Linked DNA regions of Homo sapiens: region 1 is linked to region 2. A link is a contact called in ENCODE Hi-C data. All regions are on one chromosome and are shown on one strand. Each heading gives the region's core, a stretch centred on a gene start or an enhancer-like site at or near the end of the contact. The rest is flanking DNA. Distances are from core to core; before and after follow the strand shown.

The links. A loop is a pair of places that touch in the nucleus more often than their neighbours do. Pooled maps may share reads with other maps.
Region 1: a loop to region 2 is called in a pooled map, with 5 times the contacts of the local background. The contact joins the promoter of RAB3D here to the promoter of ILF3 in region 2. A Hi-C loop is called at or near these places in 5 of 50 pooled maps.

Annotation. Positions count from the first base shown.
Region 1 is chr19:11,337,077-11,343,534 of GRCh38, forward strand. It overlaps RAB3D (RAB3D, member RAS oncogene family), which reads right to left and starts at 2,581. Exons shown (of 5, transcript NM_004283.4): 1 at 2,393-2,581; 2 at 96-384. The coding sequence starts at 323. TMEM205 (transmembrane protein 205) reads right to left here. Exons shown (of 3, transcript NM_198536.3): 3 at 5,702-6,044. The coding sequence ends at 5,739. RefSeq lists a silencer at 2,364-2,623.
Region 2 is chr19:10,651,610-10,657,460 of GRCh38, forward strand. ILF3 (interleukin enhancer binding factor 3) reads left to right here and starts at 2,737. Exons shown (of 20, transcript NM_017620.3): 1 at 2,737-2,878. ILF3-DT (ILF3 divergent transcript) reads right to left here and starts at 2,263. Exons shown (of 1, transcript NR_024333.1): 1 at 253-2,263. RefSeq lists enhancers at 745-1,247, 1,248-1,749, 1,615-1,784, 2,025-2,494 and silencers at 2,585-2,824, 2,905-3,064.

The sequences.
Region 1 (6,458 bases), core at 1,331-3,830, 690 kb after region 2:
GAGTGAGACTCCGTCTCAAAAAAAAAAAAAGAACCCTCCAATGAACTTTCCTGGAGGGACCCCACCCCCAACCCACAGCCAGCCTCCCAGCCTACCCAGATCTGCAGCTTGATCCTCTTGTCATGGCGGTAGACGGTCTTGACCTTGAAATCGATGCCCACAGTACTGACGAAGGCGGGAGTGAAGGAGTCGTCCGCGTATCGGAACAGGAAGGAAGTCTTGCCCACACTGCTGTTGCCTATCAGTAGCAGTTTGAACATATAGTCGAAGTTCTGATCTGCTGCATCCCGTGGGCCTGCCTGGGTGTCTCCAGCTGATGCCATCTTGGCACAAGCCTCCTGGGACAGGGAGACCTGAAATCCTCAGGGAGAGGAGACGGGCGTCCTGCAGGGGAATCAAACATCAAGAACAGCTCCTGTGAATGCACCAGGCCTGGATTCAAATCTCAGCTCGGTCACTCGGAGACCAAGTGATGCTGGATGCATCGCTTGCCCCCTCTAGACCTCAGTGTCCTCTTCTAAAAAATGGGATGTTTGTCACAGTCCCTTCCTGAAAGAGTAGTTGGTTGTGAGCCTAAAATGAGTTTCTTTCTTTCTTTTTTTTTTTTTTTAGAGACAAGATCTCGCTCTGTTGCCTGAGGCTGGAGCGCAGTGGCGTGATCATAGCTCACTGCAGTCTTGACCTCCTGGGCTCGAGTGATCCTCCTGCCTCAGCCTCCCAAGTAGCTGGGACTACAGACATGCCACCACATCAGGCTAATTTAAAAAAAATTTTTTTGTAGAGATGGGGTCTCATTATGTTGCCCATGCTGGTTTCAAACTCCTCTGCTCAAGCAATCCTCCTGCCTCAGCCTTCCAATGTGCTAGGATTACAGGCATGAGCCACCACGCCCGACCTAAAATGTGTTTCTTTATTCATTCAACAAATGCTTACTCTCTGCCGGGCCCTGTTCTCTGTGGAAATGCAGCTGTGAATAGGACAAGAAAAAGTCCATCCTCGGGTGGTCACGTTCCTTCCAGTGGGAAGGTATTAACACACGTAACGGTCATTAGACAGTGCCTGGTATAGAGCTGGGGCACAAAAAATGTGACTGCTGTTTAATCTTCACACCCTGTGGCGTAACTGAGTCTGTATTGGGGTGGAGGGTGGGGAGACCTTTCCTATCTGGAAACCCAGAGGCCTAGCAAAGGGTTCAAGTGCAAGGCCGAGGGTAAGGGGCTCTGGCCCCTGCAGAACTAGATTCTGGAGAAGGCACAGGTGTGGACTTCGCCCCAGCGTGTGCAGCCGGTGTGGCCCAGGTGTAAGCTGGGGTGGGGTGGGGGGAGGACCTGCCAGCTGGATAAGCTGGATAGAGCCCCTGATTAAGGCTTGGGTGTTGACTTTGGCAGGTGTCAGCCACTGGGGCGCCTGCCGCCCACCAACTCATGCCAAATACAACCCCTTCTCTGAGTTCCAAGGGGAAGGGGTTTTCTATGTACAGGGCCCAGGTTTAGAGTCCAGTTCTACCCCCTAAATGGGTACTGCTATTTTCTATTTGTCAAAGGGGCCAGGCCTGTCTCCTTCTGCCCAAGGCTGACTCACTCCAGCCCCAGTCCACGGAGGCAGGAGTGAGAGTCCTTATACCCAAGGAAACGATCCCAGCCACTTAATTAACACAACCCCACCACCACGACCACTGCCGCCCACCCTTGGTCTTTCCAGGCAATCTGTCCCACGGCTAGGCTCCTTGAATCTGCCCACACTCCAACATGCTGCTTCATCCGAGTCCAAGGTGCTCCCTCAACCCTCATAACCTCTCCCAGGCCTCAGTTTCCCCAGCTGTCTATGGCCGCTGCGGGAACCGCACGGAGAGGCTGCAGAAGGCCTGGATGCAGGCGGGGCAGAGGCAGAGACAGCCCTGGCACAGCTATTTCTCAACTGCCTTTGGGGCTTTTTTCCATTTTAAACCAGGACCCAACCGGCCCCACCCCGTGTTCCAGGAGAACGAGTTTAAGGAGGGGAAGAGAAGAGGCAGGAAACCTTTCCCCACGCAGGGCAGGGCCGCAAGGCTGGGGCCCCCACCTCCCCCAGCCTTAGCTCACCTGTGTCAGTCGGTCCCGCCTCTTTCTAACCATCTGCCGACCCTCCCTCAAGCCTGGCCCCGGAGGGCTCGCCTCTGTTCCCCTTCACTAGATTTGGGGCGCCCCAGCCAATGCAGGTGGACTCAGGAGTTTCCCCCATCACCATATGGTCCCAACGCCTGTCCCCAGCTGGGCTCTCTGCCCCGCCCGCGCCCCATCAGCGCTTCCCAAGTGCCCAGCTGGGTGGGGGCGAGGGCAGAGGCGTTCCCCGCAGCCCCGCCTTTGTTCCCCAGACCCCCTACCTTCCTCCCAAACCCCCGTACCCCACAGACCTGCTCGGATGCGGAGGGGCCGGGTGGGCTGCGCTCCTTCCCAGGGGTGACCTCGCGTAGGGGGCGCCGCCTGCAGGGGTTCCGCCTGTGAACTCGCTGCGGCTTGGCCCTGGCCGCGACCCCGACCCCGCAGCCGCAGAAGCCAGCAGCCTGCAGCCACCCGGATCCCGCGCGGGCTCCGCCCAGAAGGCGGAGGAAGGGCCGTTCCCGGAGCGGGGGATGGGGGAGGACGAAGAGGGGCCGAGTCTTGGGCGGGGCTTTCAGAGAGCGGGTGGGAGGGGCTGGAAGCTGCACCAAGCGTCTAGAGCCCGTCCTAGCCAAGCAACATCTCATTTTCCCAGCTGCTTGTAAAGAGCTTCTACTATACGCACGGCTGTTAAAAGCATAGAGTCTTGGGCCTGGTTCGAGTCCCAGCTCCACCACTTTCTAGTCTTGTGGCTTTGGACGCGTTACTTAACCTCTTTGAGCCTCAGTTTCCCCATCCGTCAAGTAGCTCATAGCGAGAGTACCCAACCTCACAGAGTTGTGGGAGGATTCTGATCTGAGTTAGTGTTTGTCAAGTGCAGTGCCGGCCTTAAAGTAGGCTAGGCCAGGCGCGGTGGCCTGTAATTACAGCAGTTTGGGAGGCCGAGGCAGGAGAATCACTTGAGGCCAGGAGTTTGAGACCAGCTTGGGCATCGTAAGGAGACCTCATCTCTACTAAAAATAACAAAAATTAGCCAGGTGTGGTGGCGTGCGTCTGTAACCCCAGCTACTTGGGAGGCTGAGGCAGGAGGATTGCTGGAGACATCGAGGCTGCAGTGAGCCTTGATTGCACCACAGCACTCCAGCCTGGGCAACAGAGCAAGACCCTGTTTCAAATAAATAAAAATAAACGAGAGCTGGGCGCGGTGGCTTATGCCTGTAATCCCAGTACTTTGGGAGGCCAAGGCAGGCGGATCACTTGAGGTCAGGAATTTAAGACCAGCCTGGCCAACATGGTGAAACCTCATCTCTACTAAAAAAAAAAAAAAAAAAATACAAATATTAGGGGCTGGGCACGGTGGCTCACACCTGTAATCTCAGCACTTTGGGAGGCCGAGGTGGGCAGATCACCTGAGGTCGGGAGTTCGAGACTAGCCTGGCCAACGTGAAGAAACCCTGTCTCTACTAAAAAATACAAAATTAGCCAGGCGTGGTGACGCATGCCTGTAATCCCAGTTACTCTGGAAGCTGAGGCAGGAGAATTGCTTGAACCCGGAAGGCGGAGGTTGCAGTGAGCCGAGATCACGCCACTGCACTCCAGCCTGGGCAAAAAGAGCGAAACTCTGTCTCAAATAAATAAATAAATATACAAAAATTAGCCGAGCATGGTGGTGCACACCTGTAATCCCAACTACTTGGGAGGCTGAGGCAGGAGAATCGCTTGAACCCAGGAGGTGGAGGTTGCAGTGAGCCGAGATCGCGCCACTGCACTCCAGCCTAGACGATGGAGTGAGACTCTGTCTCAAAAAAAAAAAAAAAAAAATTAAAAAATAAATGAGGCTGGGCACAGTGTCTGATGCCTGTAATCCCAGCCCTTTGGGAGGCTGAGGCAGGAGGATTCCTTGAGCTCAGGAGTTCAAGGCCAGCCTAGGCAACATAGAGATCCCAACTCTACAAAAAATTTTTTTGAAAATTAGCTGGCCACAAAAAAAAAAAAAAAAAAAAAAAGAAAAAGAAAAAAAGAAAAAAGAAAAAAAAATTAGCTGACCATGGGGGCACATACATGTAGTCTTAGCTACTCCGGAGGCTGAGGCAGGGGGATTGCTTGAGCCTGGGAGAGAGAGAGGCTTCAGTAGGTTATGACTGTGCCACTGCACTCCAGCCTAGGTGACAGGGCAAGACTTTATCTCTAAATAAAGAAAGTTAAAGTGGGTTGGATCCCTTTGTGAAATACCCAGGTTTTGCTGGTGTTGGAATCCCAGCAATTCCACCTTACTCAATTTGCTGAACTTCTCTGAGCCCCCACTGCCTCGTGGGAACAAAAGTAGCTGCCTCAAGAGCTGCCACGTGGATGAATGAGGATGAAGTGCATTAGTTAGGAAGGGCTGGGTTATGCTTAGTAACAAGCACTCCCAAAGACTTCACGGCCCCAACAGCTAAGGTTTGGTTCCCATGATGGTTGTTTTGTGAAGTGAAAATGCAGCAAATTATGTACTGTTTTGTAATACTTCTCCTTGGAAGGGACACATGCCACCTCTGCTCACATTTCATTGGCCAAAGCAAGTCACATGGCCACCCCCAATGTCAGTAGGGTGGGAAATATGATTGTCCTCTAGGATCAGAACCATCTGGGCCTGGTGGCTGGCGCCCGTAGTCCGAGCTACTTTGGAGGCTGAGGTGGGAGGATTGCTTGAGTCCAGGAGTTGGAGGCTGCAATGAGCTATCATCACGCCACTTCACTCCAGCTTGGGTGACAGAGCAAGACCCTGTCAAAAACAAGACAAAACAGGCTGGGCGTGGTGGCTCACGCCTGTAATCCCAGCACTTTGGGAGGCCGAAGCGAGCAGATGGCCTCAGGTCGGGAATTCAAGGCCAGCCTGGCCAGCACAGTGAAACTCCGTCTCTACTAAAAATAACAAAAATTAGATGGGCGTGGTGGCAGGTGTCTGTAATCCCAGCTACTCAGGAAGCTGAGGCAGAATAATCGCTTGAACCCGGGAGGCGGAGATTGCAGTGAGCCAAGGTCATGCCATTGCACTCCAGCCTGGGCAACAGAGCAAGACTCTGTCTCAAAAAAAAAAAAAAAAAAAAAGACAAAACAGCCAGGCATGGTGGCTCATGCCTGTAATCCTAGCACTTTGAGAGGCCAAGGCGGGTGGATCACCTGAGGTCGGGAGTTCAAGACCAGCCTGACCAACATGGAGAAACCCTGTCTCTAGTAAAAATACAAAAAATTAGCCAGGCATGGTGGCGGATGCCTGTAATCCCATCTACTCAGGAGGCTGAGGCAGGAGAATCGCTTGAACCCAGAGGCAGAGGTTGTAGGGAGCTGAGATCGCACCACTGCACTCCAGCCTGGACAACAAGAGTGAAACTCCGTCTCAAAACAGAACAAAACAAAACAAAACAAAACAAATAATACATGATATGTCAGTGGTTAACAACATGTCTGGTATACAGCAGGTGCTCAATAAATGGGCATCATTATAGGAGAGGCTTACAGGATAAAATGGCTGACACTCCAAACCATCATGCTTCATGAATGGGGAAACTGAGGCTCTTGGCTCTACCCTTGCCTGCCCCTCCCCCTGCTTCTCATGGGGGAAAAAAAAAAGACAGCAGCCATTTCTGAAGAAGCATTTATTAGCATGCAGGGCCCATGCTAGAGGCTCCTTATTTCCAGGGCAAGGCCAGCGAGACAGAGCCCATTGCTCAGGACGCAGCCCAGATTGCAAAGAGAGGACAGCCCATGGTAGCGGAAGAAATTCTGGCGGAGAGCACTGTACTTGGGGTCCTTCTCTCGCAGCTGGCGGTAGGGATCGGGACCCTGGTGGCTGCCTGGTACCTCCCCACCCAGGCCTCGCTCCTTCTCCACGGTTTGCAGGGCCCACATGGCAGCTGTGGTGCGGGGTTCCAGCCAGCGGGCGTTGACAGTGGCCAGCGTAAGGCTCAGGAACAGCAGGTAAAGCTGGCAGGGAGAGCAGAGGAGAAGGTGAGCCATGCCTGGGAGGCCAGAGGGGCCCTAGGGAGGGTCTTTCTGCATCCTCAACAGCACAGGGGTGGGGGTGGGGACAGCACTGGATCAAAAAACCTGCCTCCCCCTCTTTCCTTGAACCCAGACTGAGGGACCCAAAGCAGAACTCCAGCTCTTCTACTCTGAAACTGGCAGCTCTGAAGGAAAGGCTCCATCCCCACCTCCTCTATCCCCCCGCAAAACCTCCCGAGCCTCTTCTCCTCTGATACTCAGACTGGAAGTCCCCAGAGCAGGATCTCTTTCCTCAGTGGCCACAGCCCAGACGCCTGAAGCTGACATTGGACCCACAGAGGGTGAATAAAAAGTCTTTGAGTGGCTGGGCGCAGTGGCTCATGCCTATAGTCCCAG
Region 2 (5,851 bases), core at 1,487-3,986:
CCTCCACAGCTCAAGTGATCCTCCCACCTACTCCTCCCAAGTAGATGGAACTATGGACACAGGCCATCACGCTCAGCTAATTTTTGTAGAGACTGGGTTTTGCCATGTTGCTCAAGCTGGCCTCAAACTCCTGGGCTTAAGGGATCCTCCAGCCTCGGCCTCCCAAAGTGTGGGGATTACAGGCGTGAGCCACCATGCCCGGCTAGGCACTCATTTCTGTAATTGTTGCAGGAAACAAAGGACCAGAGAGACTGACACGGGAAACAGGAGGATTTATTTAGATGTACACCGGCTCAGTGGATTTGTATCTGAAAAGCTGACCATTGAACAAAGACTGAGTGTGGTTTTTATAGGCAAACTTACAGAAGCAAAACAAAAGCAGTTAATGATACAGTCACAGGTCATGTAATCTATAGCATAACTGCTGACTTAGCATAACTTGTGGCTTTGCACAGCTGTTGGCCTTGCAGCTGTGTCAAAAGAAAAACAGAGTCTACAAATCTTACTAAATACAACCATTGGCAAACAGTCATATTTAATGGTTCAGAAAAGGAGAGACAGTAAAGGAATTTTTCTTTTCAACTTTGCTCCGGAGGAGGCTGTCTGGAGCCCATTCCTTTGGCCTCGACTTTTCAGTGTTATAACTGTCCTTGAAGTAAGCTGGCTAAGCAGAGGAAAACTTGTTCTTGTTTTCTTTTTAACCCTTACCCCCTGCCACATAATCACATCTTTACACTTCTTTTTTTTTTTTTTTTTTTTTTTTAAGATGGGAAGTCGGAGTCTCGCTCTGTCGCCCAGGCTGGAGTGCAGTGGTGCCATCTCGGCTCATTGTAACCTCTGCCTCCCAGGTTCAAGTGATTCAAGCCATTCTTGTGCCTCTGCCTCCTGAGTAGCTGGGATTATAGGCGCACACCACCACACCTGGCGAATTTTTTTTTTTTTTTTTTTTTGAGGCTGAGTCTCACTCTATCGCCCAGGCTGGAGTGCAATGGAGCAATCTCGGCTCACTGCAACCTCCGCCTCCTGGGTTCAAGCGATCCTCCTGTCTCAGCTTCCTGATTAGCTGGGATTACAGGCGCCCTCCACCACACCCAGTTAATTTTTCTATTTTTAGTGGAGACGGTGTTTCACCATGTTGGCCAGGCTGGTCTCAAACTCCTGACCTCAAGTGATCCGCCCACCTCAGCTTCCCAAAGTGCTGGGATTACAAGCGTGAGCCACCACGCCCAGCCAGGAAACCCATTTTCAACACCTCCTTGCTCTTTTTTTTTTCTGAGACAGAGTCTCGCTCTGTCGCCCAGACTGGAGTGCAGTGGCGCAATCTCGGCTCACTGCAACCTCCGCCTGCCAGGTCAAACAATTCTCCTGCCTCAGCCTCCCAAGTAGGTGGGACTACAGGCATGTGCCACCACACCCGGCTAATTTTCTTTTGTATTTTTAGTAGAGACGGGGTTTCACCATGCTGGCCAGGCTGGTCTCGAACTCCTGACCTCGTGATCCGCCCGCCTCGGCCTCCCAAAGTGCTGGGATTACAAACGTGAGCCACCGCGCCTGGCCTTCCTTGCTCTTCTTGCTCCAAATCCTGGGAACGTCTGAATCAACAGGCGGACATCTGTCAAACCTTCCTAGCAACTACGCCTGCGGATGGCCAACCTGACCCTGGAAGACAGTGGGGTTTAGTTAAGCACAGATTGTACATCGGGGGCCTCATAAGGCGCCTGGAAGCATTCAAGAACACCACGCTTGTAAGGACAAAGCACTCGGTCACGGGCGCCTTTACTTCGGAGCTCCGCGCTGCTGCTGGACGAGCGTCCGTTGAGTCCCAGCCCCAATTTTTCCAGGAAATGGCGGTGAGCCCTCTAGTGAGATATTTTTTGGCCTGGGCCTCAGTTTCTCCATCTGTCAATGGGGGAAGGGGAAGGCGGGCTAGAGGACCCCGACCAGGTCGGCTGCAGCCTTCGGAAGCTACGGCCCAGGGACGCCACACCAAGGCAGGTCTGCGGGACGAAAGAACCCAAGAACCCGGGCGCGCATTGGCGCCGGTCCCGGGCTCAAGGGGCAGCAACGAGGAGACGCTGGACCTGGCCGTTCCTCGCACACATCTCTAACCTTCTGTGCCTCTCAAGGGAGATGGGGTGAGCATAGCCACCTCCACTGGAGCCCGAAAATCCCCGGCCGAGATACCGCCACTAAAAAGGTACACATGCGTCAAAGCCTCTCGGAGCCATTTCCGCTAACGTACTCAGGGCGACGGGCGTAAGATGGCGGCCGCGCAGGCGCAAAATGTCGCAGCCGTAGGGAGGCTCCGCCTCTGACGCTTGCCTTGCATCACGTGGTAATGGCCGCTCAAAAAACGCCTTAGCGAAAACCAGAGCGTGCCCTCGTCACGTGATGGAGGACTCCCAGTACGGCAAAGGGAAGGCGCCAAAAGTTGTCAGATGGCGAAGGAAACCGCGAAATTCGCCATTGTCACATGATGGAGCAACCTATCGAAAGCGGAGGGAAAGGTGCCGAAGTCACGTGACTACGCACGCAAACACTCCCGCTTGCACCACGTGCAACTCACGCCCACCCCCTCAGCCCCCCCCTTATCTCTTTTCGCCCCTCCCTCCCATTTGGGTTGGGCCTGCGTCGAGGCGCAACGCGGCGTCAAAGGGGGCGGGGCTTCAGCCGGTCACGTGTTCCCGCACCTCCCCGGCGCGCGCCTGCCCGCCCGCCCGCTCGCCCCCGGTCCGGACTCCTCCTCCTCCTCTTCTCGCCATTGCAGTTGGACCCAGCAGCCCGGCGCGCACCGCGTGGCTTTTGGGGGCAGACCCCGGCGGGCTGTGGCAGGAGGGCGGCGGCGGCGGCTGCGGTCGAAGAAGGGGACGCCGACAAGGTAAGCGTCAATGTGGCGGCGGCCGGGCCCGCTCCCGCCTCTGCCCCTCCCCCCGCCCGCCCTCAGTGAGATCCCCACTGAGGGTTCGCGGTGACAAGGCTGGAGGGATCCCACGCTCGCCGCCTCCGCCCGGTTCCCTCATCCCGGCGCCTGGCCCGTTCCTCCCTTGCCGGCCTCGCTCCCGCGCTCGGCCGTTAACTCTCTTCCATTGTGCGGAGGAAACAAAATGGCGGCTGCGGCGGCGGCGAGGACTCGGTGCGCGCGCAGCCGCTCCCCCCCGCACGCGGCCCCTCGGCCGGCGGCGGCGCCACGCGCGGGGGGGTGCGCGCGCACCGGGCCCCCGGCTGCCGCCTCCCCGCGGCTGGGCTTTTGTCTGTTGCGGGGGTCCTGGGGACGCGCGCACGTGCTTGGAGCACACACCCCCTCGGGTCCCGAGTTCCGCGGCGGGGCGACCCCCCTTCCTCACTCCTTCCCTACCCCCTCCTCCTCTTTGTCCCGGTCCCGCCCCCGATTCCAGGAGAGTCCCAGGTTCCCGAGGCGGGAAAAGTCGCCTCCTTTGTCCTCACAGGTCGCGGAGAGGCGGACCCCCTCCTTGGAAGCCCCTTCCCACGCGGATTGCTGAGGAAGCCTTTGTGGGTTCGTCGGGTTTCCAAATCTCTGGTCAGCCAGGCCTCTCTCAGATCAGGGTCAAAACTTGAGAGGGTTTCAGCTTTTTCTTTAGTTAGTTTGTTTTCATTGTTGAATGTTTTTCCAGATTGTTAGTATTTGCCTTCTCTAGACCGGCAATCTACTTGGGTGCAAGCCTGGGCCCCGAAACGTGGATGCTTAAAACCCATTTCTACCTTTATTTTCTCAAGTAGTTGAACGATTGAGATTCTCGAGGTTACTCATGAGGTTCTGCCCCAGTTAATTCACCGCCTGGATGAATTATTTGGGGTGTACGGCGGTCTGCATGCTCCTCCCCCAGTTCAGTGGCCAAATTTGAGGAGAATGAGGGATCTCTTCTCCACATTTCCAACATTGTTTGCCAGTTGCTGCTTAGGTGACATGGATCAGCAACGAAGCGTCGGTTTCAGTGGTTTCTTTTTCTGGACTCCGGTAATTCACTGCTGCTGAATCTTTTTCAAGATTTTGCTCTCTTTAAAATGAGTGGTGTGATGGCATATTTGTGGTCCACATGGAATCGCGAGGTGCCATCCGAAGTTAGGATTCAAATTTAGGACTTTAAGCTCTCTTTTCCTCAGGTATTTGTGGATGGGAATCTCCATGGATTGCTCAGAGTGCTGCCACTGTCCCTTGTGCGTGATGCTTTGTGTGTGGTCTCGTGGGATGTAGTTACAGTAGCCGCCCAGACTGTGAATGAAGTGTGGGAACCAGGGCCTCATTCACAGCTGGAAAGCAGGAGGAGGCCGCAGGACATTGGCAGGTGCTCCTCTCCCTGTTCCGTGGTGCTGGGGCCCCTTGCTTATGTGGGTGGCTCTTGGTCCCTGGGATTTGTGAATGGAGTCTGCAGGCCCCAGTGTTGTCTGGAATATTCTTTAGTTCAGATTGGAGGCTAGCAATGACTGCCAGGCTTGGCCTTGCCGCCACTGGGCGCTATTTATCACTCTCCCTATCTTCCTGGAGCTTAGCCGAGTCTTCCTGGAGCTGAGAGGTGCCTAATTGTTTGTGGTTTTTCTGATTGAACTTGTTTGGTGCCTCTAGGCAAAAATTCCTTTGGCTCCTTCTAGTATTTTCAGGGTCTTGAAGGCCCATATTCCTGAGCATGAGGAATCTAAGTCTGTTATTTTTTCCTAAATTTTCATGTTAAATACCACGTTGACAAAGGACAGCTGCTAATATTTTGATCACACAGATACAGACGGTGCTCCCTGGTTAAGGCCTCCAGGTAGGGGACAGGTAGAGTCAGTGATGGGGAAGAAGCCTTCTGTAAGTCCCTTTCCTTTGGGTAGACAGTAGATTACCCTTTAGGCTTTAGCAAGATGTGGGGGTTAGAAGTCTTCTATTCTTGGAAAAGCCTTTAGTCGTTTTCTTTGGGCTGGGGCCTCTTCTCTTAGGGACTGCTGTCACCCTTTCTCGGTTTCTTTTGATTACCTTTCATGGCCCCAGAGGAGTGATCCCTTCCCTTATTTATACCTCTTGGACTTGTCATCCTGCTACATTTTGTCAGCAAGTTAATTCACCTTGTGCAGTTTTGAAAGATGTGTAAGTGTTAACATTTAGTATTAGCATTTATGGCCCAGGAAATTGTGACCTTAATATTTGAATCTTGCTTTTATTAAACCTTTACAGGAACTAGGATTTTGTAGGGTTTTTTTTTTTTTTTTTTTTTTGAGTTAGAGTTTAGCTCTTGTTGCCCAGGCTGGAGTGCAATGGCGCGATCTCGGCTCACCGCAACCTCCACCTCCCGAGTTCAAGCGATTCTCCTGCCTCAGCCTCCCGAGTAGCTGGAATTACAGGCATGCTCCACTACACCTAGCTAATTTTGCATTTTTACTAGAGATGGGGCTTCTCCATGTTGGTCAGGCTGGTCTCGAACTCCGAACCTCAGGTGATCCACCGGCCTCGGTCTCCCAGAGTTGTGGGATTACAGGCGTGAGCCACCATGCCCAGCCTTCTAGGTTCTGTTTATTGGATGCTTTTTATCTTAACAAAGTCCTGGCAGAGAAAGATTTGATTTGTTTCCATCAGGAAGTTTGGAATCTGAGGCAGATAGTGGTTTGAGTGTCATCTTCACACAATGAATGAGTAGAGATTTGGGGCCTGGGAGGCACGAGGCAAACTTTAGTTTCCTACTGAAGCATTTGTCCGTTTTATCTGAAACAAGTAGATTGCCGATCTGTATTATTATACATAGTAAGCTGCTGTTGAAATGGTTGTGAAAGTAGAGTAGGCAGGTAGGTGGTGGTTAGGGGGCCTCATCGGTGCTGATTTTTAAGAAATTTTTATGATATTTATGATCTGTTATAAATC